Linked DNA regions of Homo sapiens: region 1 is linked to region 2. The links are chromatin loops, found by intact Hi-C in ENCODE. Cell type or tissue: A673. All regions are shown on one strand. Links, peaks and the distances in the headings refer to the core of each region. The heading gives the core; the rest is flanking DNA.

Region 1 (6,020 bases), core at 1,154-3,653, 300 kb before region 2:
GTCTCCCTGGTCACTTCATCACTGGGGGCACGAATTCACTTTCTTTCCATATATTCAAACATGCTGAACCTCAGAAAACAGCTAAAGCAGTGATTCTCATTCGTATTGGAGATTACACCACAGGGAAACAGGGCAGTGTGTAGAGACACTTTTGGTTGTTACAACTTGGAGGCTGCTACTGGCATCTAGTGGATAAGTGCCAGAGATGCTGAAAAACACACTTCACAGGACAGCCCCTACAGCGATGCAGTATGCCACCCAAAATTCAATAGTGCCAAGGTTGAGAAAACCTGATTTAAATGTTCCCGGGTAGCATTTCACTAGCTTTGCATATAAGATATCAAAGGAACAACTTCATTTTCTCCATAATTAATTAATGATAGGTTTATAGCCATCTCATGTTGATATCCACCCTCTATTTTATATTCCTAATGCTTAATTCTACTTTCCTTCATATTATTTTGATTGTTTTGGATTGCATACAGCTACCACTTTGTATTTTTCCTGTATCATCCTTGATCATTCTTCTTATATTTGTAGGTTTGAGGCTCATCAAATCCATATTTGTAACACCTTTCATGGTCTTCACATTTCATGTAAAGAAATTTCCTCACTTTTACTTTCCAACATCATTGTGTTTTTTTGCGGACTGCCCCAGTTCAAATTCCCACGACTTGGCTACGGGTCCCACACAACAGAGTTTATAAAGAAATCTATTTCTGGAATATAGATACTCATATTTCTTGAATCACCAAACTGGAATAAATATGCAGGTATGAAGCAGACAAGATCAAAGGAAGACAAGAATTGCTGCTTGAAGGCTGTCATTGTTCCTCCTTTCACCACTGGTGGTGTTCCCGCCAAGTTTAAATTCACCAGAGCCCAAGAACTAAATAATAAACTCACATGCTGGAAGCCAATTTTCACCCGCAGTCTACAAATACACTCTGAAATATGGGATGAAGGGTAATGTGCCCACCTCTGTGGTTCATCTTTTGATAAGCAGCTATTTTGAATTAAGGCCTTATTATGTTGACACAGGACAGACATGTCCTGAAATACATAGAAGGAATTCATAACTGAGCTACTGGGAAAATCTACCCCCATCTTGGCTCAGACGAGATCAGTAGCAAACTTCCTTTACAGACTGGGCTCAAAAATCCAGGATGATATACAGAACCGTAGGCAGAAGGATCGTCAGTTTTGTTCTAACTAACCCATCATATCAAAGCAGATGTATTCTCTCCTGAAAATGCAGATTGCAACACAGGCAGCATGTGGCCACCTCCAATCAGCAGGGGGTACTTCAAGCACAGGCAGGGATCCCTATTGTCTGTTGCAGACATATTTTTACACTTGATTATACTCCACGGAAAACCAATTTATACATCCCGGCCTCACTATTCATGGGTTTCATTGTAAATTCATAGAATGTTTTGCTTAGGAAAGCCCTCAGAATCATAATATACATAGAAGAGTATTCTGGGTTAAAGAACCTGCCCGCGATCCCTCCCCAGGTAATAACAGCGTCTGGATGTGAAACTTTCTGACTTCTATTGGAACACAATGCTGTTTCTTCTCCATTCCTCTCTCCCAAGATGTAAACTCCTTGATAGCACAGTTCAGAACATAAATGTAGGTGTGTTTCATTGTAGTTATCACAGCATTAGGTATTTGTCAGCTGCACAATAAATACTTGTCAGAGTACAATTAAGGGTAAGAGTCAGCTTCAGACATTCTGCAGTTCTGCAGAGGGGCAATGTATTCACTCTCATGCTGATTGCATCATGCACAGATTCAAGACCAGGATTCTTTACACAGATCTATGACCAGATGCTTTGAGGAAGCAACTAAAGGCAACCCAATGTCTAGGCGGCACTCCTGCTGAAGAAGCCAGGTTGAGCCTGGACTCATCACTCATAGAACAGAACAGAAGCAGGAAGAGATATTAGCATCTTCCCCATTTGAGAATTTTCCCACCAAGAATGTCTTAGTCCATTCAAGCTGCTATCACAAAATAGCACAGATTGAATTGCTTCTAAACAACAGACATTTATTGCTTGCAGTTCTGGAAGCTGGAGTTCAAGATCAAGCCGTGGCAGATTCAGCGTCTGGGGAGGATTTGCTTCTTGATTTAGATGACGTTTTCCGGCTGTGTCCGCACATGCTGAAAAAAAAAGAACTGTGTTCTCTTTTCCTCCTCAAGGGGCACTGTGCTATCATGTATATGATAAGTTTTTGTTGATGGTTCTTGACTCAGCTCCCATAGCCTATGTTATAATGTTGGGGCGCTTTAAGTCTCGGAGGACAGAATCTCTCTCCCTGACTTTCTCCTGCCTTACTTTCCCCAACCCAAGGCAGGAAACTATTTTCTCCTTGGGTTTCTTTTCTTTACTTTTCTTTTTTTTTTTTTTTTCCTTTTGAGACACAGTCTCACTCTGTAGCCCAGGCTGGAGTACATTGGCGCAATCATGGCTCACTGCAGCCTCCACCTCCTGGGCTCAAGCAATCCTCCCACCTCAGCCTCCCAAGTAGTTGGGGCTACAGGCATACACCACCATTCGCAGCTAATTTTTGTAATTTTTGTAGAGACAGGGTTTTGCCATCTTGCTCAGGCTGATCTCAAACTCCAGGCTGAAGTGATCTGCTCACCTCGGTCTCCCAAAATGCTGGGATTAAGGGCATGAGCCACAGCACCAGGCCTTTCCTCGGATTTGTGATTGTGGGGCATAAGACCCTCATTTCAGAAGGGGTCCTGCCCCATACCCAAGAGGAGGGAATGCTGTAGAGACACAGCAAGAAGAATTTGAACAGACAGACGTCGCTGGGTTCCCCTACTCAGTCTATTAGTGTTAAATCACAACCCTTTTGTCCAATCACATTTCTACATGGTAGTCAATCATGCCTAACTAATGAAGTCCCCATAAAAACCCAAAAGGACTGAGTTTGGAGAGCTTCTGGATAGCTGAACACATGGAGTTTCCAGGAGGGTGGTGCAACCCAGGAGAGCATGGAAGCTCCGTGCCCCTTCCCCCATATCTTCCTCTATGCATCTCTTCACCTGTGTCCCTGGTAATATCCTTGATAATAAACTGGTATACTTGTGTTTTAGAGGTCTATGAGATACTCCAGCAAATCAAACCAATCTACATAGGGAGTCATGAGAATCCAACTTGAAGCTGGCCAATCAGAAGTTCTGAAGGCCCAGACTTGCAACTCGTGGGAAGAGGGAGCAGTCTTGTGGGACTGAGCCCTCAGTCTGTGGGATCTGATGCTGTCTCCATGTAGAGAGTGTCAGAACTGAATTGGAAGACAGCCAGCTGGTGTGTGCTGCACAATGGCTTGCTTGCTTGCTTGGTGTGTGGGGAGAAGCCCCCACACATTTGGTCACTGACATCTTCTGTGTTGATTGTTGTGGTGTGAGAGCAGAGGAAAAACAATTTGTGTTTGTGTGGTGGGGCGGGGGCGGTTTCCACTCACAGGAACTAATCTCATTCATGAGGGCTCCACCCTCATGACCCAATCACCTCCCAAAGGCCCCACCTCCTAATACTAATACATCGGGGATTAGGTATCACATATGCATCTTGGGGGAAAAGAAAAGTTCAGGCCATAGCAGAGTTTTCACTGCACTTCAAAAACATGGCTGTGGTCCTTTATAAATAAAACCGCATGTGAATGAAAAGAGAAAGCAAATACGCAAACTTTCCAGGGAGCAATGAATCACTAAGCCAAGGGTATTTTACTGCATTTCCTGCAACAGAGAGAAGAGTGGCTTATATGAGTGGTTGTTAAAATATGGTTAAAGACTAAGAATTTTGTAGAATTTAGGGAAGTACGGAACCCTTATAAAATATTTCTTTCTTTTAAGAAATATGCAACAAACCTGCATAAGTACCCGTGAATCTAAAATAAAAGTTAACAAAAAAGAAATCTGGGCTGGGTGCGGTGGCTCATGCCTGTAATCCCAGTACTTTGGGAGGCCGAGGTGGGCAGATCACCTGAGGTCGGGAGTTCGAGACCAGCCTGACCAACATGGAGAAACCCCGTCTCTACTAAAAATACAAAATTAGCCAGGCGTGGTGGCACATGCCTGTAATCCTAGCTACTTGGGAGGCTGAGGCAGGAGAATTGCTTGGACCTGGGAGGCGGAGGTTGTGGTGAGCCGAGATGAAGCCATTGCACTCCAGCCAGGGCAACAAGAGTGAAACTCCGTCTCAAAAAAGAAATCTGAATTTGATATCAAAGAACAAACAAACAGGAGAAGATTAGAAATTAACTGGATATTAAGTTATATGGGCTTTTCTGAGAACAGAGTAGTAAATATGGGCTTCAGTATTTGGGAATGCCAGAATAGTCATATTGGAGTTCACACCTTCAAAGTTAATAAAGATTGTGTCAGATTGTTTTATATAGAGAATGTTATGTGTCAAATTATTTTCCCAAAAATGATATGTTGAAGTCCTATCCCCCAGAACCTCAGAAAGTGACCTCCTTTGGAAATAGGGTCTTTGCAGATGTAATTAGTTAAGATTTGGTCATACTGGAGTCAGGTGGGCCCCTAATTCACTATTCCTGATGTCCTTATAAGAAGAGACACAGGGGAAGACCATATAAAGATGGAGGCAGAGATGGGACTGAGGCAGCCACAAGCCAAGCAATGTCAAAGACTAATGACCACCAACATCTGCTCAGAAGAGGCAAGAAAGGATTCTCTGCAAAGTTTTGGACAGAGAGGATATGCCTGGTTAACATGCTGGTTTCAGATGTCTACTGTCCAGAAGTGTGGGACAGACTGGGTATCTTATAATAAATTATTGTCATAAATATATTATAATAAATAAACAATAATAATTATTATTATAAGACACCCCATTAATAGAAGTGTCCATTATTAACAGGCACTGATACAATGAACTATCTAATTTATTATATAACAATTTATTATTGCATAACCAGAACTTAACATAAATATAATACATTTATAATACGTATAATAATTTATCAAATTAATATATTATTATAGGCCTAATAATAAATATTATAAGACAGCAGGCACTGATGGAATGAACTAATTTATTATATAATAATCTATTATTAAATAATAATTTATTATTAAATAATAATTTATTTTAAGACAAATATAGTAAATATAATATTGATTATAATAATTTATTACATTAATAAGCTATTATAGACAGATAATACTAAGTAAATTATTATTATGAGAAAGCAAGCATTGATGCAATGAACTGATTTATTATGTAATGTATTATAAATGTATATCTTTATATGATAGTTTATTATTATATATTAATAATTTATTTAAAGACAAATATAATAAATGTCATATTTATAATAAATTATTATTATAGACATATAATAAATAAATAAATAATAATTATTATTATAGGACAGCAGGCATTGATGCAATGAACTATTAATATCTAATTTATTATATAATAACTTATGATATAATAATAATTTATTTTAAGACACTTATATTAAAATATTTATTATTATATTAATTTATTATATTAATAGTAAGTGACTATTATGGACAGATATTACTAAGTAAATTATTATTATAAGAAGCAGCCATTGATGCAATGAACTAATTTATTATATAATAATTTACTATTATAAATATATTATATGAATTTATTATATAACTTATTATCTAAGTTTTTATGACAAATGTTATAATAAATGTTATATTCATAATAAATTATTATTATAGACATATAATAAATAAATTATTATTATAAGAGCAAGCATTAATGCAATGAACTCTCTTATTTATTATTATATAATAATTTATTTTAAGACACATATATTAAATGTAATAATACTTATTATACACATACAATAAATGTAATGTTTATTATAACATTTATTATATTATAATAAATTATTATAAACAGATAATAAATTATTATAAGACAGCAGATATTGATGCAATCAATGGTCTAATTTATTATACAATAATAATTTTTTATAGACACCCAGTCTGTGGTACT
Region 2 (6,020 bases), core at 1,675-4,174:
GCTGCCCATGGCCTATCTCCTCTCCGACCATCCCCAGCTGAACTCCTCTCAGCGTTCAGATGCCTCTTTTCTTCTCTCTGCCATACCGTTCTGCCACTCCTCTGCTCTTCTGTTCGTCTCTCATCTCCTTCTGGAACCGGGGGTTTGGGATTTATATGGGTACAGGATAGATGGGTGTGGTGGGCCAAAAGGCAACTTTTGGGTGCAAAAACGGGAATGCCTGTTCCCAGTTAGGGTCACAGGTTTCCAGGCTTGAGGGTGACGCATTTGCAGGGGAACCGCCCTCTTCTACCCGATATTTCCCTGTTTCCTGTCTGTATCAGGAGGGTCTTGAAACCCACACTCAGAAAGGCAGGGGAACATTAGAATGAAAGGAATGCAGGAGAAGGTGAAAGACGTGCCCCTGAGGCCTGAAAACACCCAATATTATGAAAAAAGACTGTAACCAGGGCTATGGGAGTTATGGGCCAGGACCAATGAACAAAAACCAACATATATCATAACAAAACAAATGGAATCATGCAGTATTTTTACACTTAAAAACTTGTTAAGAGGGGGATAAATCTCATGTTGTGTGTTCTTATCACACACGTTGTCAACAAAAAGAGTCAAACTCTGTAAAGTATTTGAAAATATTTATTCTGAGCCAAATACAAGTGACCATGGCCCATGACACAGCCCTCAGGAGGTCCTGAGAACATGTGCCCAAGGCGGCTGGGGCGCAGCTTGGTTTTATACATTTTAGGGAGGCATGAGACATCAATCAGATACATTTGAGAAATACATTGGTTTGGTCCAGAAAGGCAGGACAATTCAAAGTAGGGGGCTTCCAGGCTATAGGTAAATTTAAACATTTTCTGGTTGACAATTGGTTGAGTTCATCTAAAGACCTGGGATCAATAGAAAGGAAATGTTCAGGTTAAGATAAAAGACTGTGAAGACCAAGGTTCTTTTGAAGTCTCATAGTGGCTGCCCTTAGAGATAATAGATGACAAATATTTCCTATTCAGACCCTTTAAAACGTGCTAGACTCTCAGTTAATCTCTTCAGCATTAGGAGGGCCTGGAAGAAAAAGATCTAGCTATGTGAATAGAGATTCTTTACAGATGCACATTTTCCCCCGCAAAGGATGGCTTTGCAAAGCCATTTCAAAATATGGCAAAGAAACATGTTTTGGGGTAAAATATTTTTATTTTCTTCTTTGTCATGTAACATTATGCCAGAGTCATATTGGAAGGTAAGTCACAATATATAGGGTTAAATGAAACCATCTGATGAGAATTTATGGTTTGTAGGGCATGGCTCCCCAGACTCTTGAGATAGGAATTTGGGCAAGATAAGAAATCAGAGTTTAGTCCTCACATATACACACACACACTCAAGAAAAATCCGAAAAAGAAAAAGGGACAGAAAAAGCTTTTGGAGGTAATGGGTATGTTTCTTATCTTGATAGTGACGATAGTATTAAAGAAAGTGACCGTGTCCTCGGGACACAGCAACTCTGGTGACCATACAATCAACACAATAAACCTCAGCATTTGCATTGTCATTGAGCTCATTCAAGCTAAGCTATCTTCAGTAGGGACTTTCCCTTCTAGAGACCACGTGCATTTTTATTTTACCTGTCCTCAAACTGACCCTTTGCTCATTTTAATAGTTAAAAAATACCCCTCGGTAGAGATATAAGATGCTAATGAGACCTGCAGTCCATGAACAAGCATGTACAGCTACTGGGCATGTGCACCCAGAGGACCACCCAGAACATGCTTACTAGCAACACCTCTCCCATCCCCTTATGAATCACCATGTAACACTCCCATAAAGGGAGTTTCTCCAGCAATAATCAATACTGTCTCACCCTTATGAGAAGCCTGCCCTGAAATTTCTCTCTCTCAGGGTGTACTGTCTATTCTGCACCAAACTTTCAAAATATTCTTTTTCCTTTACAAGAAATTGCTCTATGCTGCATGTCCCTTGCTGTGTGTCTCTTGTTTAAATTCTTTGAAACTAAGAAGACAAGAACTGAGGTTTCACAACAGCAGTCCCAACAGTAAAATGGGTGCACACATGTGTCCAAACTCATCAAATTGTATACATTAAATATGTGCCTCTTTTGCAGATCAATTATACCTCAATAAAACTTAAAAAAAAAAAAAAAGAGCTACTCAAGAAAATGTCCCACCAGATGTAAGGATAAAAACACAAAGAACAAACAAAAACAGTTCATTTATATGCACTTGCTAGAGTTTCGAACACTTGGCTAGAACTAATATTTTGTATCAAGTGTCTGACGGCAATGATGTCCTTTTCCCCAAAGTGCGGGGAAGACCATGCCTTCATTTTGATGCACGGGTGCACACATTCTAGAATCTATCAGCAAACGAATGTTGCTGCAGCGTGCAGAAAATTTGAATAGATAAGACGTATTGATTGGAAGGTGGTGAAACAGGTCTGCCAGGTTTGTTTTGCCTTTGATGATGGATGTCCAAGTTCTTTTCCTTCCTCATCTCACTCTCTGACACATGCAGACCCATGCACTTACCCCTGTTTGCTCTGCCCTCATTTTGCCTCAGCGTGAACACATGCGTCTGGCTTCACCCTTGCAGCTAATGAATAAACCCAAAGGTTCCCACTGAGCCTGCGAGATTAATTAGGCTGCTGACTTGGGCAGCTCAGCCCTGCACTGCTTGCTCCCTGAACACTAATGGCTCCAGCAAAGCAAACCCACAGAGCCTTTCCCAACCTCAGCAGGGTAGGCTGTGATCATCAAGTCACCGAGAATAAAAGTAGCTCTTCTTTTCTAACTGTCGGGGTTTGTTTTCATTCTTATTTATTTTTGTCCAAGTGGGAAAGAACCATGCAGGACTGCTTTGGTATCTATCTTCCACAGGGCAAGAGCTCCCTCTATCGCTCCCAATTTTTTTTTCTTTCCCAACCTCAGCAGGGTAGGCTGTGATCATCAAGTCACTGAGAATAAAAGTAGCTCTTCTTTTCTAACTGTCGGGGTTTGTTTTCATTCTTATTCATTTATTTTTGTCCAAGCGGGAAAGAATCATGCAGGACTGCTTTGGTATCTATCTTCCACAGCGCAAGAGCTCCCTCTAGCGCTCCCATTTTTTTTTTCTTTTTATCGAAGGCAGACGCTAATCAACCCTGTGAAATATTTGTTTGCTTTTTGGCTGTTTGAGAATGCACATGCATTAAAACAATCTGGCGATGCCACAGAGAGGAGTGTAGAGTTTCTAATTCACACTTTTGCAGAATTTTTCTCTGTATCAAAGATTTTAACGCTCCATCCCCAAGAGACTTTTTAAAAATGTATCTCCCTATTGGATTACCTCAACTATGAAGTTGCTGATGCTTGAAGAACATCTCACATAGCTCACAATTTTCCCTCACCTTGATATCATTAATATATCTATTAATCTCACTATCATAATGAGATCATTAATATACATATTAGAATTTTTTAGACTGTATTAGGATAATATAATATCCTAAGTATTTCAGCCATCGTGAATTACTTGAGAATTCAGTTTTCATGGCTCTTTCTTACATATTTGTTCCATCTCTTTATTTTTAGGGGCCCTTAATTTTCGCAGTCTCACCCTGCAAAATTGTCCAGTCAATGAACAAGTATTTGTGAGTTGTACACAATTTTTCTGAGCTACATTTTAGCTTCTGTGATCTGCCAAAGAAACACAAGGAATGTTTCTACCCTCAAAGTAGCAAGGGAGAAAAACAAACATACGTGACTCAATTTATTGTGAAAAATAAACTTTTAAATAATTGAAGCCAGTGTAAGTTGGGGACTCAAGAACAGCTTAGAGATAGAGGGTGACATCCTTTCAAGAAGAGTAGGGGGAGACTCCTGGGAGCATTGAAGGATGTGAATGCATTTTGTGTTTGGAAAGGATGTATACCATTAGTGGTCAGAGGTGGACAGTGGTCGGAAGAGTTTTTAAGATGCTCCCCATGATTTCTACTTCCTGCTGTGGATGCTAAGAATATAATGGTCTAGTCAATCCTTTGATTAAGGTATATTATATGGCAAAGGTAAAGAGATTTTACTGGGGTTTTTTGGTCGGGGATGGCATATGGTAATAGTATGTTTGTTATTTTTTTTTAACTTTTATTTTAGGTTCAGGGGCATATGTGAAGGTTTGTTATATAGGTAAACTTGTGTCATGGGGTTTGTTTTACAGATTATTTCATCGCCCAGGTTCTAAGCCTACTATCCATTAGTTATTTGTCCTGATCCCATTCTTCCTCCAACCCTCCACCCTCAAGTAGGCCCCAGTGTGTGTGTTGTTCCTCACTATGCAACCATGTGTTCTCATCATTTAGTTCCTACATATAAGTGAGAACATGCAGTATTTGGCTTTCTGTTCCTATGTTAATTTGCTAAGGATAATGGCCTCCAGTTCCATCCATGTTCCTGCAAAAGCCATGATCTCAATCTTTTTTATGGCTGCATAGTATTCCACAGTGTATATATACCACATTTTCTTTCATCAGCCTACCATTGATGGGCAAGTAAAGAGATTCTGAACATGTAATTAAGGTCTCTAATCAAACTGACTTTGAGTCATGACTTTAAGATGATTTTGAGTGGGCCACACCTAATCAGGTGAGTCTTTAAAAACAGTTTCAAGCCTTCCCTGAGGGAGAGATTCAAATTAATTAAGATTCTCTTGCTGGTCTTTCTCTTGCTGACTTTGAAAAAGCAAACAGCCATGCTTAGAACTGCCTGTGAAGGGGTCCACAGGGCAAGGACCCGGGGGCAGCCTCTAGGGAGGAACTGAGTGTGGTCCCCGGCCAACAGTCAGCAAGAAAACAGAGACCTCAGTCTTGTGCTTTCTTGCTGACTGTTGGCGGGGGACCACACTAAGCTCCTAGAGTGGACTTTTCCCAGTAAACGGACTTTTCCGACTACCTAAGGGAGCTTGAATGCAATCCTTTCTTCAGTTGGGTTTCCATAAAAGACATAGCCTGGCAGGGCATGGTGGCCCACACCTGTAATCCCAACACTTTGGGAGGCTGAAGCGGATGAATTGCTTGAGTCCAGGAGTTTGAGACCAGCCTGGGCAACATTGCAAAACCCCATCTTTACAAAAAATACAAAAATTAGCCAGGCGTGGTGCCACATGCCTGTAGTCCCAGGCCTGAGTAGCTACTCAGGCAGCTAGGGCAGGAAGATCACGTGAGTTCGGGAGGTCAAGGCTGCAGTGAGCTGTAATCTTGCCACTGCACTCCAGCCTAATTGACAGATCAAGACCCTGTCTCAAAAAAAAAAAGTGTGTACATTTCCAGATATTTGACATACAGCAACAGAAGAGCAATACAATGTAAAGATATCACAGTAGAAGATAGAGGATGTATATGCCTAAGATAGTATTAGGGTGGATAGTAAGAAGGGTGGGATGGCTCAGTAGGGTTTCAGTTTACAGAAGGTTTTGAAAGACCAGAACAAAACTTTAATTTACATCTTCTGCCTTTTCTAACCATTTAAACTAGCTCAAACCATCAATGGCACTTGGTCTTCTCTGTTTAAACAACAGTGGTGATGAGTTTGAATCAAATTCCCCACTCACTCTGTTTTGACCAACAAAACACAGCGGGATGGGGATATCTGGTCTTGTATCTAACACCATTGTCTTTGAGTGGAGAAAGTACTGTACACATTTGTTTTTAGCTCTATCTTGGCTACTATTACACATAAAAGGCTTCACATAAATGCCTCCCACTCCATTATAGGCATTTGTTTCCAAAAAGATCTCATGTTCTATTTTATATTTTGGCACATCTCAAGATCTCATAGCACTATGTTAGCACCATGATTGCATTTGAATGGGAATAAGCCTAAATGCCCATCAACATGGACTAGATAAAGAAAATGTGGTACATATACACCACAGAATACTATGCAGCCATAAAAAAGAACAAGATCATGTCCTTTGCAGGAACATGAATGGAGCTGGAGGCCATTATCCTCAGCCAACTAATGCAGGAACAGAAAA

What was found. A loop is a pair of places that touch in the nucleus more often than their neighbours do. Peaks named below come from ENCODE experiments on the same cell type or tissue, not always from the same donor. Only the 100,000 strongest peaks of a DNase experiment are listed, where the experiment ranks them.
Region 1: it touches region 2 in a loop (6-fold over the local background); 5 of 110 quality-filtered maps call a loop at or near these places.

Annotation. Positions count from the first base shown.
Region 1 is chrX:4,259,371-4,265,390 of GRCh38, reverse strand. No RefSeq gene overlaps it. Among named protein-coding and RNA genes, the nearest start is that of FAM239C, 320 kb to the right of the region's middle. In A673, for the core only: CTCF peaks have their summits at 2,010 and 2,212; a DNase peak (open chromatin) is centred at 2,170; H3K4me3 peaks cover 923 bases; H3K27ac peaks cover 721 bases.
Region 2 is chrX:3,959,695-3,965,714 of GRCh38, reverse strand. No RefSeq gene overlaps it. Among named protein-coding and RNA genes, the nearest start is that of FAM239C, 25 kb to the right of the region's middle. In A673, for the core only: CTCF peaks have their summits at 2,830 and 3,042; a DNase peak (open chromatin) is centred at 2,994; H3K4me3 peaks cover 602 bases.